Linked DNA regions of Mus musculus: region 1 is linked to region 2. A link is a loop called in an ENCODE intact Hi-C map of the cell type or tissue named here. Cell type or tissue: left cerebral cortex. All regions are shown on one strand. Each heading gives the region's core, and the rest is flanking DNA. Links, peaks and the distances in the headings are about the cores only. Region 1 holds the start of Fgfr3 (fibroblast growth factor receptor 3). Region 2 overlaps Tacc3 (transforming, acidic coiled-coil containing protein 3).

What was found. Peaks named below come from ENCODE experiments on the same cell type or tissue, not always from the same donor. Only the 100,000 strongest peaks of a DNase experiment are listed, where the experiment ranks them.
Region 1: it touches region 2 in a loop (3-fold over the local background); 31 of 42 quality-filtered maps call a loop at or near these places.

Annotation. Positions count from the first base shown.
Region 1 is chr5:33,721,621-33,737,364 of GRCm38, forward strand. It overlaps Fgfr3 (fibroblast growth factor receptor 3), which reads left to right and starts at 104. Exons shown (of 18, transcript NM_008010.5): 1 at 104-308; 2 at 686-891; 3 at 6,027-6,296; 4 at 6,572-6,625; 5 at 8,061-8,230; 6 at 8,316-8,439; 7 at 8,524-8,714; 8 at 10,497-10,641; 9 at 11,102-11,292; 10 at 11,637-11,782; 11 at 12,040-12,161; 12 at 12,236-12,346; 13 at 12,427-12,617; 14 at 12,727-12,849; 4 more. The coding sequence starts at 789. The coding sequence ends at 13,940. RefSeq lists promoters at 1-789, 1-153 and enhancers at 309-685, 516-574. In left cerebral cortex, for the core only: a CTCF peak has its summit at 4,883; DNase peaks (open chromatin) are centred at 4,395, 4,709, 5,394, 7,385 and 1 more place; H3K4me3 peaks cover 1,041 bases; H3K27ac peaks cover 2,248 bases.
Region 2 is chr5:33,668,477-33,684,220 of GRCm38, forward strand. Tacc3 (transforming, acidic coiled-coil containing protein 3) reads left to right here. Exons shown (of 15, transcript NM_001040435.3): 10 at 186-262; 11 at 342-385; 12 at 1,002-1,171; 13 at 2,928-3,034; 14 at 3,189-3,309; 15 at 3,506-3,726. The coding sequence ends at 3,571. Among named protein-coding and RNA genes, the nearest start is that of Tacc3, 18 kb to the left of the region's middle. In left cerebral cortex, for the core only: CTCF peaks have their summits at 7,668 (motif pointing right) and 9,567 (motif pointing right); DNase peaks (open chromatin) are centred at 6,141 and 7,679.

The DNA.
Region 1 (15,744 bases), core at 3,375-11,374, 52 kb after region 2:
CCGCCCCAGCTGGGCTCCCACGCCCTCTGGGACCGCCCGGCGCCCCCGCCTGACCACGCCTCTTCGGATCTCCCGCCCCCTGGCCGCCGGGGAAGGGGAGTGTTCGGGGCGTGGCGGGAGCACCCCCCAACCCCCGCCCGGGCTGCTGCGCGCCGGGCAGCCCCAGTTCAGTGCACTGTGGCAGCGGGGGTGGCGGGAGCAGCTGGCGCCGTGCGATCCACTCCGGCGGGGGGACTCAGTGGTGGGCGGCCGGCCACTGGGACAGAGGAGACCCTGGAAAAGCGGGCCGAGAGACGGAGCCGCGCGTGGTGAGTTGGGCTCTAGCGGCCGCCAGGTTAGTGTGAAGGACTCGGCTGGCACTCGGAGGTTCCGGGCGGGCTCAGAAGCAGTCAGGGGGTGAGATATGCGGGAAGTGGAGCGGTTCGTAAGTGCGGCGAGGCCGGGGCAAGGCGCGGGCTTCCCGCTCTGGAAAGTTTGCGGCTACTGCCTCCGTCCTGGGAGGGCTCTGCGGCAACCAGGGAGGGAAGGAGGAGGGAGGAACCGCGGCTGGGAGGAGGCGGCCGGCGCCAGGCAGCCCGGGAGAGAGCTAGGAGTCGGCGGGCGGGGCGGCCGGGGGTCGGGGTTCAGGAGCGAGGCCGCGCTTCCCCGCTGCCCTCCGGAGTAACTCAGTGCTCTCCTCCTGTAGTCTCCACAGAGGCGTTCTCCCACCGGCGCCGGAGCCGGGCGTGGGGGGTTGCAGCATGCCCGCGCGCGCTGCTTGAGGACGCCGCGGCCCCCGCTCTGGAGCCATGGTAGTCCCGGCCTGCGTGCTAGTGTTCTGCGTGGCGGTCGTGGCTGGAGCTACTTCCGAGCCTCCTGGTCCAGAGCAGCGAGTTGTGCGGAGAGCGGCAGGTAAGGACTGACCCAAGGTGTTCTTCTGGGGGCCGGCCCTGAATCACAGGGGCTTTGGCAATGGTGAACAGCCCTTGGGTGAGGAAGGGGCGTCGGGTTGATTAGCACCACAGGGGCTAGTGCGCCGAGGTTTGTCCCCTGCCCCGCAGATCGCTGTCAGCTCGGACGCGGCAGTTTATAGGGGTGTCTGTAGGCTGGGAGCCACCACCCAAGTGCGAGGCGTCACGTGGACCGGTGCCCGTGACGGTGGTCCCAGGCAGAGGGGCGTTGGGAAGGCGCGCGAGCTGACTTCCCACGATTCCTATTGTTGCTTCTCGAATTTGAGAGGAGGAAAAATGCCTGTTATTGATTCAGCCGTTCTCCCGGAACAGTTCTTCCTCTGCTTCAGCTAAAGGAAGGCTGGACGTTGCGGGGTGGATAGTAGTATCCCAGCCAAAGCTCAGCTTCAGGGTTTCGCATGACAAGGTGACAGCTTCAGTGCGGCTGCTCCCCTCTTATCCTGTAGGCGGCCTGAGGGGTCGGTTCCCAGGGGCGCGCACAGACTGCCCTTCAGGCCGCACGCTGGGAGATGAGGGGCGGTTGTCCCAGGATCTTGGCGCCGCCTAGGTAGTCCCGCTGGCCACCAAAGTCCGATGGGACACTTGAATGCCCTCAAACGGGGCCCGGAGGCCAAGGATGCGAAAGGGAGCCACGGTCCGCTCTGCGTCCCTTGGTTGCCCGGAGGTGCGACGCGCGCGGCCCCCGGCTGTGCCCGGTGGCAGCGTGGCAAAGCAGAGCAGCGGTCTGGCGGGAGGCCGCGCGAAGGGAGGCTTTCGCTCGGTAAGTTGTCGCCCCACCCGAGCTGAGGCCCGAACAGCCGCTCCTTTGTACCTCGGCGGCCACAAACCGCGCATTGATGGCGGCGCGGCCTCTCGGGGAGGTGCGAGTGCGGCGGGCGCAGCGGGAGGAGGCAGATGGCGGTGTGCCCCTCCCGGCGCCCCCGCGCCCCTCTCTCCAGCGGCTGCAGCCTCCTGGAACAATGTCATTTTCTTTCTTTCTTTCTTTCTTTCTTTTTTTTTATGAATGAAAGTGGGCCGGGAACTTGAATGTGCGTGTCTTTCAGCGGCGTGACAGAGGCGGTCGGGAGGTCAGCGCGCGCTTTTAGCGCCTGCTAGGACTGCCCTGCTTCCCGGGTGCCGAATGGCCCGCGAGGAGACCACATTAGCATGTGTATTCAGATGAAGATATTACTTCTTGCGTCGGGTGTCAGTGAGCTCGGGTAGGGGCGGCGGGGCGGAGCGCACACCCTCTCTGTGCCTCAGGCAGTGACGGTGGCCTCCTGGCACGACCCTGCTGCGGGAACCGAAGCTGAGCCGGGCCGCCCGGGATCGGTGGGATCGCCCGCCCCTCGCTTCTGCGTTTGAGCTTGTGAGACAGGTAGGGAATTGATAGGCCAATAAACTTAATCCGGTTCCTTAACGAGATGGGCCGGGCTGTAAAAATACAAAGACCTGGTGAAGTTTACAGAGGTCCGGGCTGGCGCTTTCCCTAGGAACATAAATTACCAAGCAGGAGCTGGCTGGGGTCAAGGGCTGTGCGGCGGGGCTAGGTACCGGCCTAACCTGGCCACCCTTGGTGAGGCAAGCCCTGCTGGTGTGCTTAGTGTGGGAGACAGTAACCCTTAGGGGATCCAGAAGTTGACCCCCAGGCCGGCTTGCAGAAGCAGGGCCTTCCACCTTCCTTGTCTCCCCCCAACCCTACCTTGCTTGCAAGGCTGGACTTTGAGCCCTGCTGGCCCTCCCAGTGGTTCATTAACCTGGGCTGATCTTAGACCCTGAAGCTTTGGCTCCTATGCTGAGCCTAGAATCCCCTTGTCCTCCAGGTCTCAGGTTTTACTTGGGACCTGGAACTCTCCCCCCACCCCCTTTTGTAGTTGGGCCTAGAAGGAAAACTAGTTACCCAGGGTGTGTTAGGGGGTAGATGATGTATTGGATAGAGGTGGCCTGCCCGGTTGAGAAATTACTGAGCTGTGAACAAAGCCACTTGGGGTTGGGGCCTGCCTCGGCTTGGGTCCTCTCCTAGAACCTAAGTCTCCTCACCTGTCCTGCTACAGAGGACTGGTAATGGCAGGGTTGTTGGGGGGATTAAACCAGATAATCCCCGGTAAGCCCTCATTAGCCCGCCCAGCCTCTGGAGTTTTCTTTCATTCTTCCTTTCTTGACTTTTATAATAAACTGTGGAAACTGGAATGTCTCAAGGTGGGATGGTGGGGAATGGGGAGGAGGAAGGCAGGCAAGAGACCCTTGGCTTCAAGGCCCCTTGGGGCAGGCACCCTCCTTTCTCTTGGGTTATTTTCCTCATACACCTGGCCATACCTCCCACACCAGCTGTGTTCACTATCAAAGCAGGTGTCACTCAGATCTGTGTCCTGGTTTTGCTCCAAAGTCCAAGTCGAGTTCTTTAGGGTGACCAACCTCAGACCAGGGTTGGATTTGATGCTGGTTTTGTAGTGCGCACGTACGTCTCAACAACAGAACCTAGGCTGTCAGCTCCTCCAGGCAGTGGATGCAGCCCTTCCTCCAGCTGGGCAGCTGTGGTCTCACTCCATTGTTTGACTCAGGGGGCTTCTGCATAGGCACCCCTCATTCCTACACCCCTTTTACAGACTTTAGACACTTAACCAGGGCTTTCTGGACCTTAGGTCTGCAAGTTGGGATTTGCACTTTGTGCTGTAGTGGATGAAACCGAGACAATCTAGGAGGCTCTACGCCCAGCACAACTTGATTGGGATACAGTGTCCCTTAGCCTGCAACAGTGAGCCTACAGTACCTAGGTCCATGTTAGTACCATATAGCAATGGGGATAGGTGCTATGGGATCCATGTGGTAGGGACATTGTCCTCTTAAAGGGCACAACAGAAGTACCAGTGCTTGCGTGCTGCGTTTGGCTCCTTTGTTGATGGGGCCTAGGGAGTTACTGGTGCACACCTGGAGGCTGATGGTGTGGGAGTTCCTCTGACCAGGGCATTGCTTCTACTGCCTCAGAATACAATATTACATATTCTGCATTGTCTCAAGCACTGTCCTTCCCTTATCCCTACCTGACTCAGGTCATAATTTCCTCTACGCCCTGTGACCCTAGAATGGTGGTTGTTGGTAGATGTTGTTACCCAAGGCCCCCAAAGTCCAGGTGTCTGGTTTCGCCTAGCTCCTAATGGACAAGATGGATGGGTGGATCAAAGGTTAGCTCTTTGAGCTGACTGAACATTTCCCCTCCAGCCATCTGCTTCTCCAAGGGTCTGGTTTGGGAGCTGCCATGTTCTTTTCCAGTCCCTCTTTGGATTCGGTTAAAGCAAATACTTGTGTGCATGGCTTGAGCGGTTGTCTTGCCCAGACCAAATTGGAACCAACTGGCTGTTGCCTTTGGGCCAAGGCCTGGACTGAGGCTCTTGACCAGCCTGTCCTTGCCCTTCTGTGGAGGGAGAACTCAAGTGGCTTCCAGCACTGGGTGGTCCCCATAGGACATGGTAGCAGGATTGGAGAACTGGAAGTCAAGACAGTTAGGCCCCTGGCTATGGGACCTCCATAGGGCAGCTTAATACTGTGGGGCTCTGAAGGACATGAGCTTTGGGGATATTTTAGGGATATTCCCTCTGTCTGTCAGAATCCTGGTGGACTTTGAGCCTGTGGGTTGTCTCTGGGATGGACAGAATTGGGCCTAAGGACTGGTGTGGCCAGAGTGGACAGCTGGGCCTTGAATCTAGGCCATGCGTCGGCGGAATGACAAGTGACATTATAGCCAGTCCAGCTGGATCTGAGGAAGGAGGTCTGCTTAGCAGGACCACCCACTCCTGTCCTGGGCCCCAAGCCCAGCCGCCCTGTGATGGGCATTGTCAGGTTCTGGCAGGGAGGCCTGGAGGAGATAGCCCAGCTGGTGGTACGTCCCTGAGGGTGAAGTCTTTGAGCCACCGCATGAGCTGGGCAGCACCTGGGCAAGGCAGAGGTGTATTATCTGTGTCCGCCTAGTGGAGGAGCTATGTTGCTTCAGTTCCTTAGCCCTCAGGGTGGGTGGCTGGCTCTACTTGGCTCACATGCCCACTCAGACAGTCCCCCTCCCCCCAGTCCTCATTTGTGAAATGGGGGTCCCATGTCCTCAGCCAACCTGTGAACTCAGGAGTCTCATAGCCCACTGACTAGAGGCCTAAGAGACCAGAATGGTGTCCATGTTTTCCTAGCTGGCTCATCTGTGAAATGGGTGTTGCAAGGCGTGGACTGTCCAAGCATCCCCTAGCTGGTATACTTTGGTCTCAAGAGGTGCACAACTCCTATGAACAGCAGCCCTAGGGGTGTATGCCAGCAAGGGCTGCTCACCCATGTTCTTGTATGACCTCATGTTGTCTTCTCTCTTTCCATTTATTTTGATTTTGTTTTTAAGACAGTAGCCAGGCTGGCCTTGAGCTTGTAGCAATTCTCCTGCTTCAGACTTCTGAGTGCATGAGCCACCATACCTAGCTTTCTCTTCCTGTTTAAAGTATGTTCTGTTCCCTGGCTCTCTATCCAAACTGGTTTAGAAGCCAAGATGAGGGTTGGGTGCAAAGAGGGTTCTGAAAGGGCTCCCTATTCTTTCTCTGAGCTTTGAGCCAAAGTCCAGGGAAGGACAGCCTGTCTCCAACCTGCTTTTGTGCCTCCCTGTGAGCTTAGGGCTGATTTTACATTTCCAAATGGTGGAAGGATCAGAGGAAGGAGAATTGGTGACTTTTTCGTGGTGTGGGGCTGAGCTCAGGGCTTCAGGCATTCTGGGTAGGTGCTGTACCACAGAGTTGTCTGAAACCCTTCTTGGCACTTTAAAGATGATTCAGGTATCAGGAGGGCTGTGCCTCTTTCAGATCATCTTGGGAAGACAGCTTCCTCCTGTAGGGCAGAGCCAGAAGCCTTAGCCCATGATTGACAGAGCTGAGATGCTGGGGCCCACTGGCTCTTACGAAAACAGTTTTCCACCCCTGGTTTGAACATTGTCTGGCAGGCCCCCAGGCTCCAGGAGCACATCCCTCACCTGCCTACATACAGCCCTTGCTTGTGTGTTTGCAAAGTGAAGTGCTGGGTCTCCAGCATGCTTCTCTGGAGACCCTGTTTCATAGTGTCCCATTTACTCCACAGAGGTTCCAGGGCCTGAACCTAGCCAGCAGGAGCAGGTGGCCTTCGGCAGTGGGGACACCGTGGAGCTGAGCTGCCATCCTCCTGGAGGTGCCCCCACAGGGCCCACGGTCTGGGCTAAGGATGGTACAGGTCTGGTGGCCTCCCACCGCATCCTGGTGGGGCCTCAGAGGCTGCAAGTGCTAAATGCCTCCCACGAAGATGCAGGGGTCTACAGCTGCCAGCACCGGCTCACTCGGCGTGTGCTGTGCCACTTCAGTGTGCGTGTAACAGGTAAGTGCTTGGTGGGTGGTGCTGCAACGTGTGTGAAACAGCTGTATAGCCAAGGAGATCAGGACACTCCTGGGCTGGGTGGCTGCAGCATCCCTGGCCTAAGATGTTGATAGCTGTTGATAGAAAGGAGGGGGTACCCCTAAGTAGGTGCCATCTGAATGAATGGCCTTGTAAAGGCAGGATCCTAAAGGTATGAGAGTGGTGGACCTCAGATATGGGAAGCAGCAGGTCTTTGGATATAGGGGTATCACAGAACCCCCACTTGGAACTTGCAGATGCTCCATCCTCAGGAGATGACGAAGATGGGGAGGACGTGGCTGAAGACACAGGTGAGATTAGAGTCTATGGCCACTGAGCTGGTCAGGGCCGGGATGCCTCTCTGGTGGTTAGAAGGGAACACTGCTACAGGTGGGTAGACCAGAGGACAGTGCTCCAGGAGCAGGGAGGAGGCAGGGCTGGTCTGCAGGGACATTGCTATTGACTCTAGTAGGACGGGGCACCACAGGGGTGAGGATAGCCAGGGATGCAGCTCAGATTGTTGCTGAGGAACAATAGATCCAGGGATGAAGGGCACTGGTGGTTGTTGGTTCAGGCCGGCAGGAGGGGACAGTGCTTGTGTGTGCTGAGGTGTACATTGTGAAGAGGACGTGTGTGTGTGTGTGTGTGTGTGTGTGTGTGTGTCTATGCAGACTGAGTACTTGGGCCATTTGGAGACTTCTGGGGAAGAGTGGACAAGGTGTCCTCCAGTGGAATAAAAAAAAAATTGGTGGGAAAACAGGACTGAGTCTCTGGTGTGTGGGGGCAAGGAGAGTGGGTACAGGGGCTTGTGTGAGATTTTAGAGTGGAATCGACACAGGAACCTAGCACTGACGCCAACAGAGGCTCCTGTCCTGGGGAGTCATTTGGCTTCTCATTTCCCTTTCCCCTTTGGCTACCAGGTTGTTGAGAGCAAAATTTCTAAGCCAGTTTTCCCCTCCCCTGGCTCCTGCACCAGCCATGTTACCAGTGGCCTTGCCCTGAGTTTGTGTCCACTTCTGCCTCCCTGGTTTTCCCAGGCTGCATCTAGTGCTTACACACCCCACGTGGGCTTCGGCTCTGAGGTGACTAAAGGGTCATCTTCTGGACCTTGCCTGGGCATGGGAAGCATTGGCTCACTGCCGTCGCTGAGTGTGCCAAGCTAATGGCCGCCCTGGGAGCCTGGGAGGGCAGCTCAGCATGGAGGGTTCCCTCACCAGCGTATGCAGACGGTTCTCTCCCCCTGTGCTGTGGCTCCTCCACCCACAGATGCACATGGTCCTATGGTAGAGTGTAGTGAGGTCACTGCAGAAGGGGCCTGCCTCCCTAGTCTGTCCTGGATCCTTGCTCTGTCCCTCAGCTGTTTCAGGAGTCCCAGCAGGGTGGCTTCCTCCACCCAGCCCAGAGGAACCAGAGCGCTCAGTGGGGGGAAAGCGCGACCTAAAGGAAGCAGGCCAGGCCCTGGGTACTGCAGAGGCTGGCTTGGGGTTTGCAGACTGGTGGGATGACCTGGCCTAGGCCTTCTAGGATCTGCATCCTACTGGGATCTGGGGACCTCCACTTGTGGGCCTGCACCCAAGGGTGAGGAGGAGATAAATTCAGATCTGAGAGTAGGGCAACTGGTAATGCAGTGTCCAGGCTCAGGCAAAGCAAAGGACTCTGAATCCAGAAGGGTAAACAGGCTAGAGGCAGGCAGGGGAGGTTCTGGAAGGCACTGGTTACAGCTGTTATGGGTACTTCTGCCATCAGGGGCTCCTTATTGGACTCGCCCGGAGCGAATGGATAAGAAACTGCTGGCTGTGCCAGCCGCAAACACTGTCCGCTTCCGCTGCCCAGCTGCTGGCAACCCTACCCCCTCCATCTCCTGGCTGAAGAATGGCAAAGAATTCCGAGGGGAGCATCGCATTGGGGGCATCAAGGTAGGTCTGGGAAAGAAAGGGGCCTGGGGGCAGGGGCTGGAGACAAGGGATAGTCTGCATCTACTCACAGACTAACTACCTGCAGCTCCGGCACCAGCAGTGGAGCTTGGTCATGGAAAGTGTGGTACCCTCCGATCGTGGCAACTATACCTGTGTAGTTGAGAACAAGTTTGGCAGCATCCGGCAGACATACACACTGGATGTGCTGGGTGAGGGCCAGGCCGGGTGGCTAAGGCAAGGGGCATCTCTGGGTCCCTTGGCCCTACTGGCCCTGACCTGACTGCCTCTTGCAGAGCGCTCCCCACACCGGCCCATCCTGCAGGCTGGGCTGCCGGCCAACCAGACAGCCATTCTAGGCAGTGACGTGGAGTTCCACTGCAAGGTGTACAGCGATGCACAGCCACACATCCAGTGGCTGAAGCACGTGGAAGTGAACGGCAGCAAGGTGGGCCCTGACGGCACGCCCTACGTCACTGTACTCAAGGTAGGCTCTATCCCCGGCTGGTGGCTGGCAGGGTGGGTGGATCAGCTGGGTCAGCCCTGGCCTTGGCCCATATGTCCCTCTTGGCTGAAGGATATGTTGGGATTTACCAAGGTATTGGAACTTCTGAGAAGGGGCAGCTTAGTTCCAGTGCATGTCACCTGCTCTGAGCTCTAGGCAGGCTCTGTGTTACTTGTGCCCTGCTGTGGGACTTGTCTGCTCCGAGGACTGAGCCTGCAGAAGTTTTCTCTTGGGTAACAGTTATGGTGGCTCAGGGCAGGAGGATGACTGCTGAGTTAGTACCCTCTGGACCCCAGGGGACTGGCTAGACACTCTCCAGCTGGCCCGGATTGGCTGGTGTCATCTGCTTGCATTTAGCACTGGCTCTGTCCTGCCCCTCCCTCTGCCTGTAGCAAGTTCCATACCCGAGTTCAGGACTTTGCGATACTGGAAGCCCAAAGAAAACAGCTGTTGAGAGACAAGGAGGTCTGGTTGGGGAAAGGAATAGGGATTGTTTGGAACAGGAACCCTGGCTGTTGAGAAAGAGGCCACTGGGGTCCTGTCTGATGCGTCTCACACTGTGGGCGTGGATGTTCACGAGAATAAGCTAGTTGCCCTAAAAAGATCCCTGGGGTGAGAGTTTAGAGGCTGTGGGTTACAGGTTTTCTCTCTCTCTCTTCCCCTTCCCCCAACCCCCGCCTCCTCCGTTCTCTGTGTGTGCGTGTATGTAAGCGTGTATGTGTACCTGTGGTGACAGACATGGAGAGAAGGCCTCTTTCTGAAACCACGCCCACCACTGCCATGACGTGCCTCCTCTCCAGGCGGCTTTCCAGGCTTTGCTGCCCAGCCCATCTTTGGGAATCTCCCTTGCCCTGCCTCATCCTCACATCCTTCCGTCCTTCCGGAGCTGGCTCGGGGTGTGCCTGAGCCCAGTCTCTTGTCCCCGCAGTCCTGGATCAGTGAGAATGTGGAGGCAGACGCACGCCTCCGCCTGGCCAATGTGTCGGAGCGGGACGGGGGCGAGTACCTCTGTCGAGCCACCAATTTCATAGGCGTGGCTGAGAAGGCCTTTTGGCTGCGTGTTCACGGGCCCCAAGCAGGTAACGACTCTGTCCCATGCCTGCCTGGCACGCTGAGCTCCAGCTTCAATGCCCCCAGCCGTGCACCTGCCTGCATGCCCTGCACGAACTGCCCTGCTTGACCCTGCCTGTGACTCCAACTCTACTTGTGATGCCTCAACAATACTGGTAGCCCCCAGTTACCACTGACTGACTGTTTGCTTCAGCGCCCCCTCCCCAAAGGCCTGTGCTGTTCTCTTGCATCCCCCACTTGCATACTCAGAAGATCTGTAGAGCCTATTAGGGGCCACGTCCTGCGTTGTGTGTGAGCATCGACCTTACACCCATCTCCAGCTGGCTGATGCCTTCTGGCTTCCTGTCCATCCATCTGTCTGGCCCATCTTTTCGTCTGCATCTCTCCTGTTTCTGCACTAATTCTGCATGCTGCCTTTGTGTGGCACCGTGCTGCCCACCTGCCTGTTGCTCACCTTGGGACAGAGGACTCGCCACTGGTGGAGGGACTGGCTTCAGGCTCGGTTGCCTCAGTGCAGGAGGCAGAGGGCCCTGGGCCTCTGTGGCTGTGGCAGGGCCATGGTGGTGGCCGAAGATGTGGTGGTGGCGGCGGCGTTTTCCTTGCAGCCTGGCTGGATCATCTCCATGTGAACTGCTATGGTACCCAAAGGGAGGTGCTGGCACTCGCCTATCGCGCTCTGTTCTCTCTTTGTAGACTGCAGGCGCTAACACCACCGACAAGGAGCTAGAGGTTCTGTCCTTGCACAATGTCACCTTTGAGGACGCGGGGGAGTACACCTGCCTGGCGGGCAATTCTATTGGGTTTTCCCATCACTCTGCGTGGCTGGTGGTGCTGCCAGGTACTGGCTTCTGCTGCTGCTCATGCCGCACCTGTCCTCTTAGGGTGCTGTCTCAGGACATGCCAAAGCTGCCAGGGACTTCAGGGGGCCCATCCTGTGAAACTCACCCAGGCTTTGTGCTTGGTGTGGAAACATGAATCTGCCCTGCCTGTCTTGGTCCTGCAAGGGCCTCTTCTCTAGCAGGGCCCCCCATAGTCCTGATCTGAGGCTCTGGCATTTCCTGGGTGCCTGGGTAGCGGTGTGGGTGCTTCTGGCTCTGCTGGGTTTCTCTCCTGGGCGTGTCCCCTGCTGGCTCTCAGATGTGTTTTGATTATACTACAAGGCGAGTGGGGGGGCCATCAGCCCCTCTTCTCCAAGTATCCCAGGTCCCTTCCCTCCCCCACTGGGGCCTGTGGTTCCGGCCGGGCCGGGGGAAAGCTTGAAAAGGCTGGATGAGGCCCCAAAATTTGTATCTTTGCAGCTGAGGAGGAGCTGATGGAAACTGATGAGGCTGGCAGCGTGTACGCAGGCGTCCTCAGCTACGGGGTGGTCTTCTTCCTCTTCATCCTGGTGGTGGCAGCTGTGATACTCTGCCGCCTGCGCAGTCCCCCAAAGAAGGGCTTGGGCTCGCCCACCGTGCACAAGGTCTCTCGCTTCCCGCTTAAGCGACAGGTAACAGAAAGTAGATACCAGGTTTTGAGCTCCCTGTCCTGCCTCGTGTCTCCTAGAGTCCCAGCAGGGCCTGGGGCCTGCCCGGGACATAGTTTCTGTGGTTGGGTGGGCTGATGCCTCCTTATCTCCATATGGAGCTCAGGTTTTCTCTGAGGTGCAAAACATTTTTAGGAGTCTTAAGTCACCACTGTATAGAAGTCCGAGCAGCTAGCCCTTTTCTTGGCTCCACACCTTGCCTCATAGGCTTGACCTTGCCATCCTGGAGGCTCTACCACCCCACCCCTTTTACAATGCCCAGCCCACCCACGTTGTATGGTACCAATTTGTCCTGATGACCCAAGCAGGTGTCCTTGGAATCTAACTCCTCTATGAACTCCAACACACCCCTTGTCCGGATTGCCCGGCTGTCCTCAGGAGAAGGTCCTGTTCTGGCCAATGTTTCTGAACTTGAGCTGCCTGCTGACCCCAAGTGGGAGCTATCCAGGACCCGGTCAGTGGTGGTGAGGGACAGTATGTACTTGGTGGGGTTTAGTATATACCTGGTGGGGGTTCTGCGGTTGGGGGCTAGGTAGCTACTAGGCAGGGCCTTGTTGGAGGTATCCCCGAGATACTCCAGGGTGAGGTTTGAGGGGTCATTCTTTGTCTTCATGAGCAAATGCCCCTAGGGTTTCTGAGATACAGTGGTACATGACCCATGAGGGCTGGGGGTGCTGGGCACACACTCACTGCCTCTGTTTCCATGGTCAGGCTGACACTTGGTAAGCCTCTTGGAGAAGGCTGCTTTGGACAGGTGGTCATGGCAGAAGCTATTGGCATCGACAAGGACCGTACTGCCAAGCCTGTCACCGTGGCCGTGAAGATGCTGAAAGGTGAGGAGGGAGGGAAGTAGAGGGGCCTTTGAGGGCTGTGGGGCTGTCAGCTGACACCTCTGTTCCCGGCACAGATGATGCGACTGACAAGGACCTGTCGGACCTGGTATCTGAGATGGAGATGATGAAAATGATTGGCAAGCACAAGAACATCATTAACCTGCTGGGGGCGTGCACACAGGGTGGTAGGTCAGGTGGTTGGTGGGCCCACTGGTGGATGGCGCTCTGGAGATTGACAGCATCTCTAAGGTGCCTGTGCTTCCAGGGCCCCTGTATGTGCTGGTGGAGTACGCAGCCAAGGGCAATCTCCGGGAGTTCCTTCGGGCGCGGCGGCCTCCAGGCATGGACTACTCCTTTGATGCCTGCAGGCTGCCAGAGGAACAGCTCACCTGCAAGGATCTAGTGTCCTGTGCCTACCAGGTGGCACGGGGCATGGAATACTTGGCTTCTCAGAAGGTGGGCAGAGACAGGGACCAGGCCAGGTGGAGCCTCTCTGAGTGGAAGACCGGGTGATCGTTTGCCTGAGCTAGGGAATGGTCATCTCAGGTTCCTTTTGTCTCTTCAGTGTATTCACAGAGACTTGGCTGCCAGAAACGTCCTGGTGACCGAGGACAATGTGATGAAGATTGCGGACTTTGGCCTGGCTCGAGATGTGCACAACCTGGACTACTACAAGAAGACCACAAATGTGAGCCCTGGTCCTGCATGGTGGGGGTGAAGGGTCCCTCCAGGAGGCCCCACCCGAGAGCCAACACCTCTCCCTCTGCCCAGGGCCGGCTACCTGTGAAGTGGATGGCACCAGAGGCCCTTTTTGACCGAGTCTACACCCACCAGAGTGATGTGTATGTGTCCCTACATAGGATGGGGGTAGGGAGATCTGAAGAGAGAAGAGATACAAATTGCACTTTTGCAGTCTTCAGGGTCCTGGTCCGCTCATTGGGCCACCAGCACAGCCCTGGCTTCTCTTTATCCTAGTGCCCTGCTTTGCCCATCAGTGGTATGTCCTGGTACAGGGCTGCTGCAGTAACAGGCCAGGGGTAACAGGCCTTCTATCCTCAATTCCCTGCAGTTGGTCTTTTGGTGTCCTCCTCTGGGAGATCTTTACGCTGGGGGGCTCACCGTATCCTGGCATCCCAGTGGAAGAGCTTTTCAAGCTGTTGAAAGAGGGCCACCGCATGGACAAGCCAGCCAGCTGCACACATGACCTGTGAGCCTTGTTCATTCCTCTACAGTCCAGTCCCTGGGGTGGCAGGATTCCTACCAGGGCCCTTGGAATGTGTAGGAGACTGGTGGCCTGGAGGGAGGTTGGGGTGGGCAGGAGGCCAGGGAGCCATAGCTATACTTGCCGCAGGTACATGATCATGCGGGAATGTTGGCATGCGGTGCCTTCACAGAGGCCCACCTTCAAGCAGTTGGTAGAGGATTTAGACCGCATCCTCACTGTGACATCAACCGACGTAAGTGTCCCTCAGTCCTGCCCCCTCTGTGGCTGCCTTGCTTATTTTAAGTGTTGCTCTTTGGAGCTCCAGTGGCGGGGCTGGCCTTTAGGGGGCATAGCCTGAACACAGATGGCGTGGGATAAAAGGGGGTGAATGCAAAGGGACAGTCCTGACAACCATGTCCACCAAACAGGAGTACTTGGACCTCTCCGTGCCGTTTGAGCAGTACTCGCCAGGTGGCCAGGACACGCCTAGCTCCAGCTCGTCCGGAGATGACTCGGTGTTCACCCATGACCTGCTACCCCCAGGTCCACCCAGTAACGGGGGACCTCGGACGTGAAGGGCCAACAGTCCCACAGACCAAGCCCCAGGCAATGTTTACGCGGACCCTAGCCCGCCCTGCTACTGCTGGTGTGCAGTGGACCCTAGCCAGCCCAGTGCAATGGGCCAACAGTAGACAAGACTTCCTGCGTGTTTATCCTTGGCTCCTGGGTGCAGAGGCCCCTTGGGAACATGCACTGCTGTAGAGTAATCTCCTGACTGGCCAGGGCCAGGAGCACCAAACAAGAATGTAAGAGGCCCACCCTGTGCAACCCTGGGGTTCTGGCCCTCTCATTTCCCACTGCTACCTTCCAGGGACCATTGTGGAGAGGGCTAGACTCCATGTCCAGAGTGGGCCTTGGCCTTCTTGGTGCCCCAAGCTGAGCCTACAGGGAGGCTCTGCTCTGTGTGGCAAACCTCTCTCCTACATGGCACCTTGTGCCTGGGGGTGTCATAGCTCGACATCTCCAGGCTGCCTGCTTTCCACCCTGCCCCTCAGAGACAAATTACGGGTACCTGAAGGGGGGGCATAATGTCTATCAGAAAGGTTTATTCCAGAGGAAAATGTACATTTATATAAATAGATGTTGTGTATGATATAAATATATACATACATATATATAAGAATATCTATATGGAAAAAGGCAAAGTTGAGGCCCAAGGGAGCAAGATACTCCATGGGTCTCACTAGGAAACTGGCAAGAGCAGGCTGAGAAGCAAGGGGCTTTTCTGGCACGGCAGTTTTGTTTGTACTGGACCTGTATATTTGTAAAGCTATTTATCAACCCCCAGAGCGCCAGTCCCCGACCCCAGGTTCATAGCGTTTAGTCCCAGGGTATTGCAGCCATCTTAAGTTGTAACTTATTAACAGCGGAAGAGGTTCATGCTGGATTTAGGGAATTGCTGAGAACGTGCGTCTGGCCTCCACCAGGCTGGCCGTGGCCCCTTGGCGCTTGAATGGCTCTCCTAGTCAGAGCTGGCTCCAGGGAGCATTTTCTGTTGCCTTTGGCCCTCTTTTGTGGGGGATTAGATTTATATAGGAACTTTCTTTAGGAGATGTTTAAAAATTTTAAGGTGAACTGGTATTTTTCATACAGATTATTCTAATTGCTATGTATTCCAGGCAGGAGCCTGTGCCCAGGGAAGGGCTGGCCCTGCAAGAAGGTTCAGATGTTAATAGTTATCTGTTACAAGTTTATCTATCTATAATTTATTGAGTTTTTACAAGTTGTTTTGCTGTAGGCTTAACACTTCCTATGCAGTGCTTCTAGACTTTTATAGCCTAGACTGCTACCTTTCAAAGCTTGGGAGACAGTGGTGAATGCAATTTTGTTACTTTTGTACTGTCACTGGGCCCTAGGCTTGGGTGGCTGTCCCTTGCCTGTCAACCAGCAGGGTCAGGACAGTGGCTCAGGGTGACTTTCTTGGGGCCTAGCACATGGTTTGTCAGCCCACACTGGCAGATGTGGTTTTGTTAACACAACCAACTTACTTTCCAAAAAATAAAGAGATAACTGGTTCCATGAGTGCCTCGATTTCTGTTCTGAGACGGGTACAGCTGTGTCCTTGTTGCCTGTGGGGACAGGTGGGGAGGTGGGATAATAGCACCTGGGGAATGAGCAGCCTCTGGCTGGTCCCTGGAAGAAGGTACTGGTCCCAGGCTCCAAGGGACCTTGCTTTTCTTTCTCAGGGCAAGGACAGCTGGACTGCGGGGTGCCTTTCTGTGGCCTAAAGTGGCAGATTGGTCCGGGTTATCAGAGTCTAGAGGTGCCAAGGACAGGATTCAAGCAAGTTGTGTCCATAGGAGGGGACTGTGGATATGT
Region 2 (15,744 bases), core at 4,388-12,387:
CCACCATAGCAGGTTCCCCTCATGACCATGGCCAGCATCCCCACTTGGCATCATACTGGAGTAATCATAACTCAGTAACATATCTCCAGAGACTCTGGATAGGAATGAAACAAACCCTAGTGGGAAAGGTACCCCACAGGCCTGTGACTGGTCCACCAGCTGACCCAAGTGTGTGGGTTTTGTAGGTGAATGTGATGCAGCAGGAGAACTTGGAGCTGAAAAGCAAGTATGAGGACCTCAACACAAAATATTTGGAGATGGGGTAAGAGTACAGGCACCAGTACCGACCTAGGTCTGCTCATATCACAAGCCACAGGTGCTCATCCTCTCTCCTCCTATAGGAAGTCCGTTGATGAGTTTGAGAAGATCGCGTACAAATCATTGGGTGAGTGCCAGCTGGGTCTCTCTCCATGTGTTTGAGGTAACAACATCCTGTTTATTTCTTCTCCTAACCCATGCTCTGAAGCTGTGAAGGTTTAATGAAGTGAGGTACCCATGTGACTGACACTCAACTGAACAGCTGGTGGCCAAAACAGATGCTGTGCAACTGTCACACCATACATACCCTGTCCTGCCTTCCCCTCCTCAGAGATAATTAATTGCTAATTAATTGCAAGTATCAGAGTAGAAACACAGTGTCCCTGAGGATTCTCTAACCAGCAGTGGCTCTGATAGGTCTTCCTGCTCTCCTTCCCTAAGACCCATAAACCACGTGTGCTGGTGTTAATCTAAGCCCTCACTGTTGGGTCTTCAAGCTCCTTATGAGAGTGACATGGAAAAAGCAGCTGTGTGACATAGGGGGCCTATGTTATATCCCAGAGAACCTGAAGGGGATGTGTGTTATGGAACACTTAGTAGTGTCCATACCTGCTGTTCCTGGCTGCTTATCTCTTTCCTGCTGCTCTGCCTCACCCCTTGTTTTACTGTTGTCTCTGGTATCCAGTGGAGTCGTAACTTCCTAATCCCAGGTACTTCACTTTTTCTTTTTTTTTTTCTTTAAGAGGAGGCTGAGAAACAGAGGGAACTAAAGGAAATAGCTGAAGACAAAATCCAAAAGGTTTTAAAAGAGAGAGACCAACTTAATGCAGACCTGAACTCCATGGAAAAGTCCTTTTCTGACCTTTTCAAACGGTTTGAGAAGCGGAAGGAAGTGATTGAAGGCTACCAGAAGGTGTGTTGTATCCCCTTTTGGCCTTTGCTTTGAGGGCATAGTCCATACCAGTGGTGCCATGAGCTGAGTTATATATACCTGGGTTCTTGACTGTACATTTCCTGCACCAGGCCGTGTGATATCCTGTCAACAAGACAAGCTGCACCCAGTAGATTCTGGTAGAAAAGCGCAGCCAGGGGCTGGAGAGATGGCTCAGTGGTTAAGAGCACTGACTGCTCTTCCAGAGGCCCTGAGTTCAATTCTCAGCAACCACATGGTGGCTCACAGCCATCTGTAATGAGATCTGATGCACTCTTCTGGTGTGTCTGAAGACAGCTACAGTGTACTCACATAAATAAAATAAATCTTTAAAAAAAAAAGAAAAGCACAGCCAGTCTGTGAGACATAGGTTTTAGAGGCTTCAGGAGCCTCAGCAGAAGAGACTGGGGGTCTCCCCACTCAGTGGTAGTATGTCTGGCATACATGAGGCCCTTAGCTCAATCTCCATTAACTTTTCAAACTCCCTGTCCCCCCAAAGGAAGAAAAGTGGGAAGAGGAAAAAAAAACTTTGGCAGAGTGTCCTAGATAGGGTTTCCACTGCTGTGAAGAGACACCATGACCAAGGCAACTCTTATAAAAGGACAACATATATTGGGGGCTGGCTTATAGGTTCAGAGGTTCAGTCCATTATCAAGGCAGTATCTAGGCAGTCAAGGTTCTACATCTTGATTGGAAGGTAGCCAGGAGAAGATTATCTCCCACATGGCTAAGAAGAAGATCTCTGAGCCCACCGCCACAATGACACTCTTCCTCCAACAAGGTCACACATCCTGATAGTGCCACTTCCCAGACCAAGTGTATGCAAACCACCACACTGAGTTTGGTATTCTTGGGAGATGGAGTTTGGGAGTTTAGGGGACAACTGACAGTGGGCTCAGGAATATCTTGCAAGAAAGGGGAAAGTGGACAAAACTTGGCTTTCCCCATGGTGACTAGTGGAGAAAACAGAAGTCACTTCGGAACCCTGCTCCATGACCCTCAGTAGTCAACTCTTCACTGTGAGTCTGAGAGGGAGCAAAGCTGCATATATCCCTCAGGACTGTGCTACCACCAGCCAGTCTACAGTAGTCCTGGTCATGGTTTCCACTCTAGTAAGAACTGATGCCTGTAGGAAGGTCTGGGGATCAGGCCCAGGTCACAGAGGTGGTCGGCCAGGAGCTCACTGTACCTGGAAAGTGGGATAGACTGCTTTGGTTTTTCAGACAGGGTTTCTTTGTGTAACAGCTCAGGCTGTTCTAGAGCTCACTTCATAGACCAGACAGGCCTCAAACGCACAGATCTGCCTGCCTCTGCCTCTCAAGTACTGGGATCAAAGGAATGCATAACCACCCCCGGCTCAAGAGGCTTTTTTTTTAATTTACATTGCACATGTTGCTTCCAGTCTCCCCTCCCCTAGTTCTTCACGTCATCTCCCCTCCCCTTTGTTTCTGAGAGGGTGCTTACCTGTCCACTCACCCCCCACCAGCAGCCCCCTTTCCTGGGGCATCGAGTTTCTACAGGATTAGAGGCATCCTTTCCCATTGTGGCAAGATAAAGCAGTTCAAGAGGCTTTTTCTAAAGAGAAAATGCCAAGTTCTGAATCACTAATGTCCCCAAAAGCCTTAAGTGTCTGCAGTCTGCACCTGGCCCTGGGAGTCCCCAAACGCCAGGCCTGGATAGGACTCTAGCTTTGATGGAACAGTATACTTTTAATGTTTCCTGTTTGTTCACTCTCTAGAATGAAGAGTCACTGAAGAAGTATGTTGGGGAATGCATAGTGAAAATTGAAAAAGAAGGCCAGAGGTACCAGGCGCTGAAGATCCATGCAGAAGAAAAGCTCAGGCTGTGAGTACCAGATACCCATCCTGGGAGGGAGGGAGGGAGGGAGGGAGGGAGGGAGGGAGGGAGGGAGGGAGGGAGGGAGGGAGGGAGGTCGGTCGGTCTGCCTGCCTTGTAGCTGGGCCAGGCCTAGCCTGTGTCTCTGTTTCTGCCCCTCAAGGGCAAATGAGGAGATCGCCCAGGTACACAGCAAGGCCCAAGCAGAGGTACTGGCTTTGCAGGCAAGCCTGAGGAAGGCACAAATGCAGAACCACTCGCTGGAGATGACTCTGGAGCAGAAGGTAGGACACAGAGACCCCAAGGCCTGTTGGAGCTGACTGTGATTCACGGGTTGCCTGGACGTTATCTTTGAGGAAGTCAAGGGCCAGCCTTTTCCTTTCTAGTCTCCTTTTCTGCTTGAGAAGGGTGGGACCTTCCTAGCCAGTTGCTACTCCCTCTGAAACCCTACAGAAACCAGTCTCATCTTTTCTCCTTCAGACAAAAGAAATTGATGAGCTGACCCGGATCTGTGATGACCTCATCTCTAAGATGGAGAAGATCTGAGCACAGCCAGCTATAACCAGCGCTCTTCTGTCTGTCTACCCATTTATTTCCTTATCTGTCTGATTTATCTCTTACGTGTGGTTTATTTAACCTCTGTTCATTTCTAAATTACTTTATTTTGAAAAGACTAAAGTTTAATCTCAAACTCAAAGTCAACCCAGGTCCTGTTGTTTATAACAAGCTCATTTGCCTCTTTTTCCAGGTAGTTCAGCTTGTTTGAAAGCAACTCTCTGCGATCCTTATATAACAGTGGTTCTTAGTCTTCCTAATGCTGTGTGACCCTTCAATACAGTTCCTCATGCTGTATTGACACTCAGCCACAAAATTTTCATTGCTATTTAACTATCATTTTGCTGCTGTTGGAATCATATCTGTGTTTTCTGATCGTCTTAGGTGACCCCTGTAAAAGTTATTCAACCCCCAAAAGGGGTTGAGACCCACAGGTTGAGAACTGCTGTTATATAAATTTGGGAAGGGAAACAGGGCCCAGAATATTTGGTTGGTTTCAGAAACTTCCTGAAGCTATTGAGTTGTTTACTTACTGAGATTAAGGAGATTCCCTATAGCATGGGATGTTTTGCTTCCCTTTAAAATATCCTGTATCTTAAGGAGCCAAGAAGGAAAGTTATCTCCTAGAAGAGCTGCCTATGCAAAGCCCAGCACTGGCCTGAGGCTAAGAAAAGCCTTTGCCACTAGACCATCTTGTCTCCCTGGCTGTGGGAGCTCCTTGTGAGCCTGATCTCTACCTACTAGGTAATGAGCAGATAGGAGACGTGTGCTCAAGTCCTACCTAATTCAGGCTTCTAGTCAGCCACATAGCTTGGGAGAGAGGCACCCTATCCCTGATACATACCTTCAGACTGTATACACTAAAAGTCAGATAGATGCAAGTTTCCACTTTAAACCAAAAGCCAAGTAGCCAGGGCTTGATGAGTTTGGTGTTGACCTGACAACCTGTATTCCAGGTACTGGAGTACTACAAGGATGTAGAGGTATCTACATCTGTGGCTGCTAAGGCAAACAGTTTAGAGTGGACACTCCATGTAACAAGGAGCCCAAATGGACTTCTGTGAGAAGGAAGTGCTGTCTCTCAAGACTGCAGCTGCAGTTGCCACTGGTTTCCAGCTTTCCACCACCCTGCAGATAATGAAAGGCAGCTGTGGACCATGGTGCACACCAGAGCAGACACTTATTAATAAGATGCTCAGTGTATTAAACTGAGGTTAAGTAGACTGTCTCAAGTCAAACTGCAATCAGGATTAGTGCCTCAGAACAAAGACCCTATTGTATGCTACCCTGTGTGTCTCCTGTAGTACAAGAGTGGGGCTGGGGACACTGTGTTGAGGATCCTGGACAGGCACAGGAGCTCTGCAAAGCTGGTCCTAAATTCAGCTGTGACCTAGTCAGTCCCCCTGAAACAAGAAGGCTGAGGAGATCTACACGTCTAGGTGGGACAAAGTCAGCACAGCTCATGTGTTGCTGTAGGGGCGAGAGCACAGCATGTGAGGACAGCTGCCCAGACCGATGGCTGAACCTGAGGCAGTATTTCAATAGGGAATGAATGGGTCCTACCCAAAGAGGTCCAGGCTAAGATCTCCCATTCCAGAAGTAAGCACCCCTTAACCAGGCCCAGGATCACAGAGCCTAGTCTGCAGCTGGAGACTGGGGGCTGGAGGTCCTTAGGTAGTTACTTAGCACCAGGAGTTAAAGCCATTCATGAGCCACAAGCATGAAGGATGGTACTGTGCAGGGTAGGACTGAGGCTAAGAATCTGAGTTAGCTATCAGAGGTAAATGGGAGCCTTTGGAGAACAGACTCAAGTCCAGTAGCCTGGGCCTCTTAGGAGGCCTGTGTTAAACCTATTTGGAAGATAGTAACTTGCTAAGTCAGAAGGCCAATAGAGCTAGATCAGGCATTACTGAGACAGATAACCTGACCAGCCTTTTGGGCAGGTATCCCCAAGTCTTAGGCCTCTCTCCTCAGCCAAAATCTTCTAGACTCACTAACATGCACTTAGAGATCCATGGGACCTCCCTACTAGTCTCTTATAGGATGATGTCACAACGGCCCTACACGGAGATGGGGCAGGCACACATCCACTCGGGTTTAGTTGCTGAGCATGGCAGAGTCAGCCAGCCAGGCTCATAAGGGAGCTGAGGCTCAGAAAAACAACACTCACTCAGTGGGAAAGTAAGCAGATTCAGGGCATGGCAGCACTTCTCTCACCTGGGCTTCAGGGTTCAGGAGGACCTAATGCCTTAGAGCTAACCAGCTACCTACAAGCAGGGCAGCAGTATGGTTGCAAGGGTTTCCTGTTACTTGGCCCTGTTATGGAGGCCTTGAGAGGTAGAGGGCCATAACTAGGCCTCCTCACTGGCTCTGCCGGGCTTCACCAGTCCCTCCTAGAGCTGCCCTATCTATCCCTTACTGAGGCCTCTCGCAGCCAAGCCAGAGTCTGTCCAGAGAAAAGTCCTGAAGGGCAGCTGGATGCATTAGGGTAGCCAGCCTGGCCTGGGGCCATGCTGAGGACACCGACCGCCCAGCAGCAGCCTGGGCTGAGCCACTCCAGGACAAAGGAGCCTTGTATGGCTGAATGGGCATTTATCCTGGGGGCTGAAGGGGGCCCTGGCACTGGTCCTCCATGAGTAAACATGACCCTAGCTGGGCACATAGCAGCAGGGCCAGACTTCTGTAGCCCTGTGTCCCTTGACATTGCACAGTGGGTGCTTGTGGGCCTGCTGCCAGGGCAAAGTAGGGAATGCCCTGAGGCAACTGGAAGGAGAGGGGTTATCACAGCTCACAGATGTAAAGCATCACAGAAGCCCTTCCCACAGCACCACAGTGTTAAACTTCACTGTTGAAGATTAAATGAATCGCTGTAAAAATTTAAACATTGAAGCCCAAGTCCCCAACAGGATAGTCTGAGGAAGTGAGACCCTAGTAATTAGTGTCTGTGAGGTCCTGAGAGTAATGCCTGGTAAGAGGAAAGTTAGCTGGCATGGTGACACACACCTTTAAACCTAGCACTTGGGAGGCAGGCAGGTGAATCTGAGTTTGAGGCCAGCTGGGTCTACATAGTGAGTTCCAGGGTAATCAGGGCTACAAAATGAGAACTTGGCTCAAACCAGTGCACCCTAACCCCCAAAAAGGAGAGCTGAGATCTCCTTTTGACCCCCATGACTATGGGTAGTACATGTCAGGGAAACTGCTTTCCCATATACACAGGATGGGTTGTACCTACAGACTCGGAAATTGCTCTTCTGTTTAAGTCCCCTCCTCAGCCCACGGTGATGTTACTTTCACAGGTCTAGTAATAAACTCACCACCAGAGGCACAGCCTAGCCACAGTCTACCCTTTAACCACTGGCCACTGACAGGCTGGTGGCTCCTGGGGTCTTGAGCCCAACCAGAGGAAGCCCACTCACCTCTGAGGTTCCAAGACCACATAAGAACTAGTGTGGCCCAAGCTGCCTTCTTGGGCCAGACAAGACCCTTTAGGGTAGGCTAAGTGGACCCTCCAAGTAGATCTCTAAGCCAACCATTATCACCCAGAAGAGGGTGCCTTGCCCATTGACAGCCCCCAGCTCCCTCCAGAAATGCCTCCTCCTGGACCAGGTGTTGCAGCCAGCCCAAGATGAACCCCAAACACCCTTGACCCCTCAAGAGTCCTGACTGGTGAAACTCAGCCTCTGGAAGGCATTCAGTGGTGTCTATATTAGTAGGACCTTAACACCCAAACCTGAACCCCAAACTCCCTCTCCTGAATCCTTCTCCGGCTAAGATAGGCTGAATCTTGTCTCTTGTATCTCTGGAGAAGGCCTCAGAAAAGCCAGGCATAGAAGATGTTCACCCAAAAAAGAAGATCACACCGGGAATATAGACCCACCTCTACATCTGAGATGGACTCTGCCTTTCTGGGGTGTGCTCAAATATAGGTCACAGAATTGAGCTATGGCCAAGGAGTCCAGGGAATCCCCATGATGGCCCTCTGTGGGTAGAGACAGGCCTATCTGTCCTGATACTATTCCAGTAGCCTCTGTTCCCTAACACTAGGAATTGATTCCAAGCATTGCATTTATCAGCCATCAGATCAGGCAGCCTGTAGGGGGCACCCGTGGACAGGCCTGACCCCTCATGTCTTCATCAAGCCAGCCCTACATTCCCAAGCTATATCTAGTCTCATTCATACATACCTTGGGGCACTGAAGACCCTCCAGGCCCCCCCATCAGACCCTGACCAGCTAACTAGCTCTGATCATAAATACCCTTGCCAACTCACACCTCCTGTCAAGAGGAACCACATGCCAGGCTACATACAGCAAAGAGGTTCCAGGCCCTTAAGGGTAGTAACTAGTCAACTATAGCAGTCACCATTACATTGCTGTAGAACAGGAGTCCATAGCAAAAGAAAACCTTACTCAGACTCAGTGATAGGCAGATGTGGATACTGCCTCCCAATACCCTGAACCACCAGGTTCCCCTAAACTCACCCACTCACTGTTATCTATGCAATGCCCCTTTGCTATCCTATGCCCCTCCATACATGAGGGAGCAGGCCAGAACTCCCATAACACCTGGTACCAAGCTCCAGACTGAAAGAGCACAAGTATATGTGGATGAATGAATTATACATACTAAGACACACGAAAGTTTGTCTCTTCCACTCAGGCCAGCAAGGGATAGGTGAGCACAATGTGCCCCAGCAGGGCCAGACTCCTAAAAGTGGCCCCCTGGCGGAGGCCAACATCCCTGTTTCCTACGAATCCTCTGTGTTGGGAATAGGAAGATCCTTGTACAGACAACCAAAATCCAGGAGAACCAAAAATGTTAATCACACAGGGATGTCCTCTTACTGGGGAAGACAAAATAAAATGCCTGTATCCCATCCAGAAAGCTGAGAGTGGATTCTGTTACTGACCTGGCAACCTTTTGCTATCTGTGGTGGCAGACCTCACTCACCTTTTACTGTAGACACAGACATCATCCAAATTCTACAGACTGTTTATTCCAGACTCTCTCTGCCCAGCTCCCAGGTAACAGAACCCACCCTACAGGACTGCTGACCTCTGAGCTGCTGGGGTAGAGACTACTCTAGATTCTAGACCTTTTAGCTATAGAACCCACCCTCATGATCACTTGTAATTTGGGGGGGGGTGTTTGAGACAGGGTTTCTCTGTGTAGCCCTGGCTGTCCTGGAACTCACTCTGTAGACCAGGCTGGCCTCAAACTCAGAAATCTGCCTGTCTCTGCCTCCCAAGTGCTGGGATTAAAGGCGTGCGGTGCACCACGCCTGGTTTTTTAAAAAAGATTTATTTATTATTATAGATAAGTTCACTGTAGCTGATTTCAAACACACCAAAAGAGGGTGTCACATCTCATTATGGATGGTTGTGAGCCACCATGTGGTTGCTGGGATTTGAACTCAGGACAACTCAGTGCCCTTACCTGCTGAGCCATCTCACCAACCCCCACTTGTACTTTATAAAGGAGTTTCTAAGTAGTCACACCTTAAGCTTTACTGTGCGCCTAACTTGAAATGATTATTGCCTGAACACCTAGAGGGAGTGATCGTTGCCTGGAAACTTTTCCCTGAATTATAGAGTGGTGCTTTTTTTTTTTTTGGTTTTCCGAGACAGGGTTTCTCTCTGTCTAGCTCTGGCTGTCCTGGAACTCACTTTGTAGACCAGGCTGGCCTAGAACTCAGAAATCCTCCTGCCTCTGCCTCCCAAGTGCTGGGATTAAAGGCATGCGCCACCACGCCCTGCTGTTTTTTTTTTTAAGATTTATTTATTTTCTGTATATGAGTACACTGTAGCTGTACAGATGGTTGTGAGCCATCATGTGGTTGCTGGGAATTGAATTCAGGACCTCTGCTTGCTCTGGTCAGCCCCACTTGCTCCGGTCGGGCCCTACTCTCTCTGGCCCAAAGATTTATTTAATATATTTAAGTACACTGTAGCTGTCTTCAGATGCACCAGAAGAGGGCGTCAGATCTCATCACGGATGGTTGTGAGCCACCGTGTGGTTTCTGGGATTTGAACTCAAGGACCTTTGGAAGAGCAGTCAGTGTTCTTAACCGCTGAGCCATCTCTCCAGCCCTATACAGTGTTTTAAATAATTTTAATTTTTTCAAAATCTACTTTTAATGATAGCTCTTAAACACTTTAACCTCCCTTTTAGCCCACCACCCACCAGAGGAAGTGGAAAAGAAAGGATATGGGGGGAGTGGACCTGTTTAGAAAGCTTCTTTGGAGCCAGGCGTGGTGATTCCAAAGAATCCTTCATCACGTGTCCTTTCATGTGCTTGCTTTAGCAGAATATCCTCTCGCCTCCGTCTACTTCAGCTAAACATTCCTTCACAAGTCTGCCTTAGCCTTTCACCTGTGTCCACTTCAAGAAAACACTCCTTCAAGTGTTTGCCTCAGCAAAACACCATCCAACAGAACGTTCCAAAGAGCCCTTAAGTTTCCATTTCATATGCTGACAATGAACAGCCTGGCATAGACTCTTCCAGTCTGATCTAGGTTGACAAAGTCAATCTGAACTGAGTTTTCATTCTCATCTCTTTGCAGGTTATGTTCTTGCTGTGACCACCTGTAGGGTCCCCCACACCTTTGGAGCCTTCCACCTCTTCTGCCCACTCCTCAAACTCTCCTGGTATCAATAGCCTCCTGGGCTGAGCTCGGGGGCTAAGGAGCTACCTTCATGAAAAGAGGTGGCAAGAGACAGCCAGAGCCATGAGAGGAGGGATAAATCCACGGGAGACCACAGCAAGTGAAACAGCAAGAAGAGCTGTTAGTGAAGAGTGGCATTCACCATGGGCCTTCTAAAAATTAAAGGACCCCACCCCTCACCCCCAGTGTAGTAAGCCACCTGTGGGCTCCCTGTGTGCAGAGCTGGGTAGCCCTGTAATAAAGACAGCTCTGTCATCTGGCCTCTAGGTCGCCAAGATATATCACTCCTGGAGGGTTTTGTGGGGAGTCATGGGGGTTATGCCTGAGGGTTTTTTTCTGGCAAGAACTGCAGTGTGGGCTGAGAACCCCAGACCCTCTATCCAGTGTTTACTAAGGCCCAGAGACTGACAGCATCCAGGGATCCTCTGAGTTAAGTGGGATGAGCTGGGGCGGAGCAGGATTACAGAAAAGTTGTGGGAGCCCCCCACCCCACCCCCACCCCGAGAAAACTCTCTGAGCCTAACTGTGGTAATTCCAGAGCTGAACCCATGAGGCCAGCACTGCATATGTTTTAGGTGGGGTCTGAAGCCTGATAGGACTAGCCCTCTGCCTGGGATATCTGGCCCAGCCTTGGGGCTATTCTTCCACACAATATCAACAGCGTCTCCCACCCAGCCCTAGAACAACTTACTCACAGTCACATAAGGTTGGGGAATGAGGGGACTCAATGACAACGACTGTTGGGTCTTCCAGTCTTCCAGCTCCTGTCCACCAGAGACATATCAGCCCATTTACCATTGTGCTAAGTCTTACTAACTACCCTGGCCTAGAGGACCTGGGTCTAGAGTCTTCAGAAAGTCTCCTCACACTCCTCAAGCTCCAGGGTGAATGTCCAGACAGCAAGGCTGGCTAGAGATCAGAAAATGTCAATCCTTGTCCAGGGCTGGAATCAGCCAGGGCCAGGCATAGACCCTCACCAGAAACCCAGTGTTCTCGTCATAAATGAGGGCTGGACCCCAAGCCTCTATGTATCCTGACATGTTTGACCTTTGTTCCTGTGTCACTTGTGAGCACCCCCTCTCTTCCAGGCTGAGAAAGAAGAGAAAAGCAGACACCTTTGGGACATGTTAACAGGACATGCTGCAAGGACCAGGGTAGAAAGAAAAGGGTGAATTCTTGTCTCCCTCTGTGGCTACTAATGTCCCCAGTGTCTCATTGTGTCCTCTGACCCCACCCAACACCTCATCGCCAGACAAGAATCAGTCCCACACTCTTGAGCTACACAGATAGCTCTCCGCATGTGCCAGCAAACACAGGCTCCTAGGTCCCTGGGTGTTCAAGACCAGAACGACAGTGGAGCATAGGAGAGACCTTCTCCCAATCAGGAAAAGGCTGCCTGGGGAACCCAGCAAGACCCAGCTCCTCACAGCATGCAGGGGGACAACAGCCCCAACTAGCCAGGGCCCAACCAATAAACAAGTAGGGATAGTACTTACTGTCCATCTGTAGGTCAGCCCACATCATCCTGGATAGATAGAGTCCACCTACTTCATACTCTGCCCTGACACCTGTGACAGGTTCCTCTGGACCAGAGTCCATCTCTACTTCCCACATGTAGAGGTCACTAACTGACTGGTCCAGTAGCAGGCCAGGCAGCCAGAGCAGCCCGGCACTGGGTAAGGCCAAGTCAGAGAGCCTTTTGCACTTGATCTTCACTCTGGAGGCTTGAGAAATCATAAACATATGGGCAGCACTCTCACACCCAGCCCTTAAGTGAGTTACCCAGAGTCCCAGAAGAGTGGGACCCAATGTGAAGGGGACTGTTGTGTCTTCCAGCGCCCATCCACCAGGCCACATCAGCCCATCTACTATTGAACCAGTCTTACTAGCTGCCCTGGCCTACGTGAGCTGGGCCTGGAGTCTTCCTACACTGTACGTTTTGTTAAGGGACCTTTCCCTCTCTGTGCTAGAGATGAAACACCAATGGCGGAAACCAGGCCTGATTCTTTTTTTTTTTTAAAGATAGATTTATTTATTTATTTATTTATTTATTTATTTATTTATTTATATGTTGTGAGCCACCATGTGGTTGCTAGGATTTGAACTCCGGACCTTCGGAAGAGCAGTCGGGTGCTCTTACCCACTGAGCCATCTCTCCAGCCCCAGGCCTGTTTCTTACCCACCCTGTAGTGGGGACACTATGACCCAAACTAGTATATGTAGGGCTGGGGACAGTGCCCTTTTATCACATAGGGGGCTTTCCAGAGCAGACAAAAGGAGGCCTGCAGGGTTAGGGTCTTTCTTCAAAAAGAGGCTTCAAAATGCTGGTTAAGGTCTCATTTGTCCAACCTCTGAGTCTCCAAGGGATCCACTATGTCTCTGGGAGGCCCTGCCTGGCCCCAGGTCTGCCCAAGGCAGGAGGGCTGGGCCAGATCTGTGCTGCCCCAACGTGCCCACTTGCTCCCTCAGGAGGCCTGATGTGCCAGGTGCTGCTCCCCTGCCAGGAACATGAGCTCACCTTGACCCTGGGGCAGGATGGGAGAGGCTTCCCCACCCCACAGGCAACGTGACTTGCCCCAGGTCACAAAGCCATCTCTTTGGCTCCCCACCCTGCCCTAGCTGCCCACCCCCACCACTTCCTGGAACGCTCCAGAGGGTCTGAATCTGTTAGTTTCTCTCTGAAGTAAGGGCCTCACATGTGTGGTGACATTACCAGTCAGCTCTGAGAGGGAGCCAGGGACATTAGGGAGGGTCCTGTAGTCTAACTAGATAGGTTCAGTAAAATGAATACTAGCAACTGGCTCAAGATACCAAAAGATGTGAAGGCAGAATGTCCCATCCAAGGCATAGGATGCAGGAGCCTCTTGGATCACGCATCATAATAAGAAGGGGAGCCTAGGCCCCAGCAAAACCACTCCAGGCCAAGGACAGAAGGGGGCTCTGTACAAGCACAAGCCAGCAGTCATGGCTGTTGTTGACTTGTTTTGCCTCCGCGCCTGCTAGCCAAGCAGGAAGCGCCAGGGGCTCTCCCCTCGGGCTGGCAGCCAGGCCTCCTTGGTGTTTCTGGGAACCCCCCTCCCCACACGCCCAGGAAACAGGAATGTACCCTTGCCCTGAGTCTAGGCTTGTCTGGCTCCAGGTGTCCCACCAGCCCCACTGCGTTGTCCCCTCCGTCGAGCTGGAGGATAACTGGGTGAGGCCAGAGCAGAAAAGGCTTCCTGTAGTGGGAAGCATCAGGCCCAGGGGAGGTGTGGGCTGGGCTGATAAAGGCCACTAGAGAGTGGAGGGGTTCATCTCAAGGAAAGTGAGGAAGTCAACGAAATGGGCCACGTGGTGACCGGGCTGTTGCCTAGGCCGGGGCGTTCCCTATCGTTCCTAGCAGTTCCTCCTGTATAGCCATAGTCTATACCCATCTTCCTAAAGACCCCAACCTGAACCTCAGAACCCAAACCCCTAACCTTAACCACAAAGGAAATGTGCAGCCTTTTTAGAGCAACAGCAGTATGTGGAGAGATAAGCCAGCATAAGGACAATCACTGTGAGCCTGGGCCCACTTCTGGCCACCAGCATCCCTGGCCATGAGGAAGGAGGCCCCTGCCCTTCCCTCCAGAGCACAGTGAGAGGTCTCAAGACCCTTGTCACCGAGCCATGCAATCACCTAGAGAATACATAGTCCTTGGAGCCTGAGCCCAGAAACTTCTCTCTGGCAGAGGTGATAGCTTTAGGCCCTGCACTCTAAGACCACTTCCTAGTCAGGAACCTGAAGTGGAAACTTCTAGATCTTTCGAAAGTTAGTTTACACCAAATGATGATTTGCTGGGACACACAGGTGAAAGGATGTCTTGATAAAGCAGGCACGTGAAAGACTGTTCTCCTGAAGCAGACACAGGGGAAAGGATGTCTGGATATAGCAGACACGTGAATGGACCCTTGATGAAGGAGTACAAAGGGGACCCCCACAGACAGTGGGAGACGAGCGCTGAGCCTTGGTTTGGTTTGCTCTGCCTTGCTTGAGGGCCAAGTGGCTGACAGCACCACTGGCCATGCTGTAGCAAGCCAAGGAGTTGGAATCCTTGCTGACAATACCTTCGCACCGTAGGTCTGTTTCTGCAGGCATCTCCGTGGCTCCATGAATCTTCCCTTTGATGACAGAGACCTGGTCTGTGAGTGGGAGAGTGAAGACCTGCCCCTGACCATTCAGCTTCCATTCCGTCTTATCCTGCATGTTGGGTACCTGCCCTTTGATGAATACTGGATCCCCCTGTGCAGGAACTCTTGGCTAATGACATGCATGGATTGATTTACCTTACATAGCGCTATTGAGCTCAAATTGTGATAATGCTGCCATTGAGAGAAACTCACCCACGAACTGCTTATGAGGTTCCTGTTGTGGTTTGCCGCTTCAATGGCCTCACCTCAGGCCTGCTGGTGAGCCGTTTCTTTAGGAGTGAACTACAGCTGCCTAGTGTCTGCTTGCTTTAAGGACTGGACTGTAGCTGCCAGTTTATATCTGGTGTTTGCCTGCCTAGAGGACTGGTCTCCAGCTGTTAAGTCATATTTGGTGTTTGCTATGGGACTGAACTGCTGCCCAAGAAGGTCAAGCTTGCTCCCAAAGAACTATTGCTGAACAGGTTCACCTCACCTCCCCCATATCCTAATAACTTTTCTCTTCCACTACCTCTGCTGGGTGGTGGGCTAGAGGAGAGGTTGAACCCCTATTAAAAGTAGGTTCCGGGGCTGGTGAGATAACTCAGTGGGTAAGAGCACCGGACTGCTCTTCCGAAGGTCCTGAGTTCAAATCCCAGCAACCACATGGTGGCTCACAACCATCCGTAACGAGATCTGACGCCCTCTTCTGGTGTGTCTAAAGACAGCTACAGTGTACTTACATATAATAATAAATAAATATTTTTTTAAAAAGTAGATTCCATAAAGGTTCCTACAGGAACCCATGGGCTCCTTCTAGCCATGGATGGGCACTTTCTCATGGGGGGATGAGAAACAGAGACAGGCTCGGGAATAATCCACAGCTGGAACTTGAACTTGAGGGCAGAAGCAGATAGTAAACTTCCTGGTACCAGGTCACAGATACTGGGTTTATGGGGCTGTTTAAATAGGGAAACTTAAGTCCAAAGTAGTGCCAGGCCTCAGGGAGCTCCAAGGATGGGGTAGGGATGTGCTGGGAGCCATCTGGGGTGGTCACAGTGGTCTCAGAGACCTGAGTTGTTTGGCCCTGGGGATGGGTGGTCCTGTGTGCCCCTTTAAAGGAGTCATGAGTCTGAGAGCAGCGGCTGCCAAGACCTAGGAGAATAATTACCAAACTCTGAGTCTCGAACACTAGGTGGAGCCCCTCTCGTGGCCACACAAAGCAAGCACCCCAGCCCTATGGGGAGGTGGGTATTCTTGTCACAGTTACTGCTGGGAGGACTGCCCAATACTCTACCACTCAAGTCCCTTCCTGTGAGGAACAGCCAGGTCCAGCCCTTGAGTTGCTGTAAG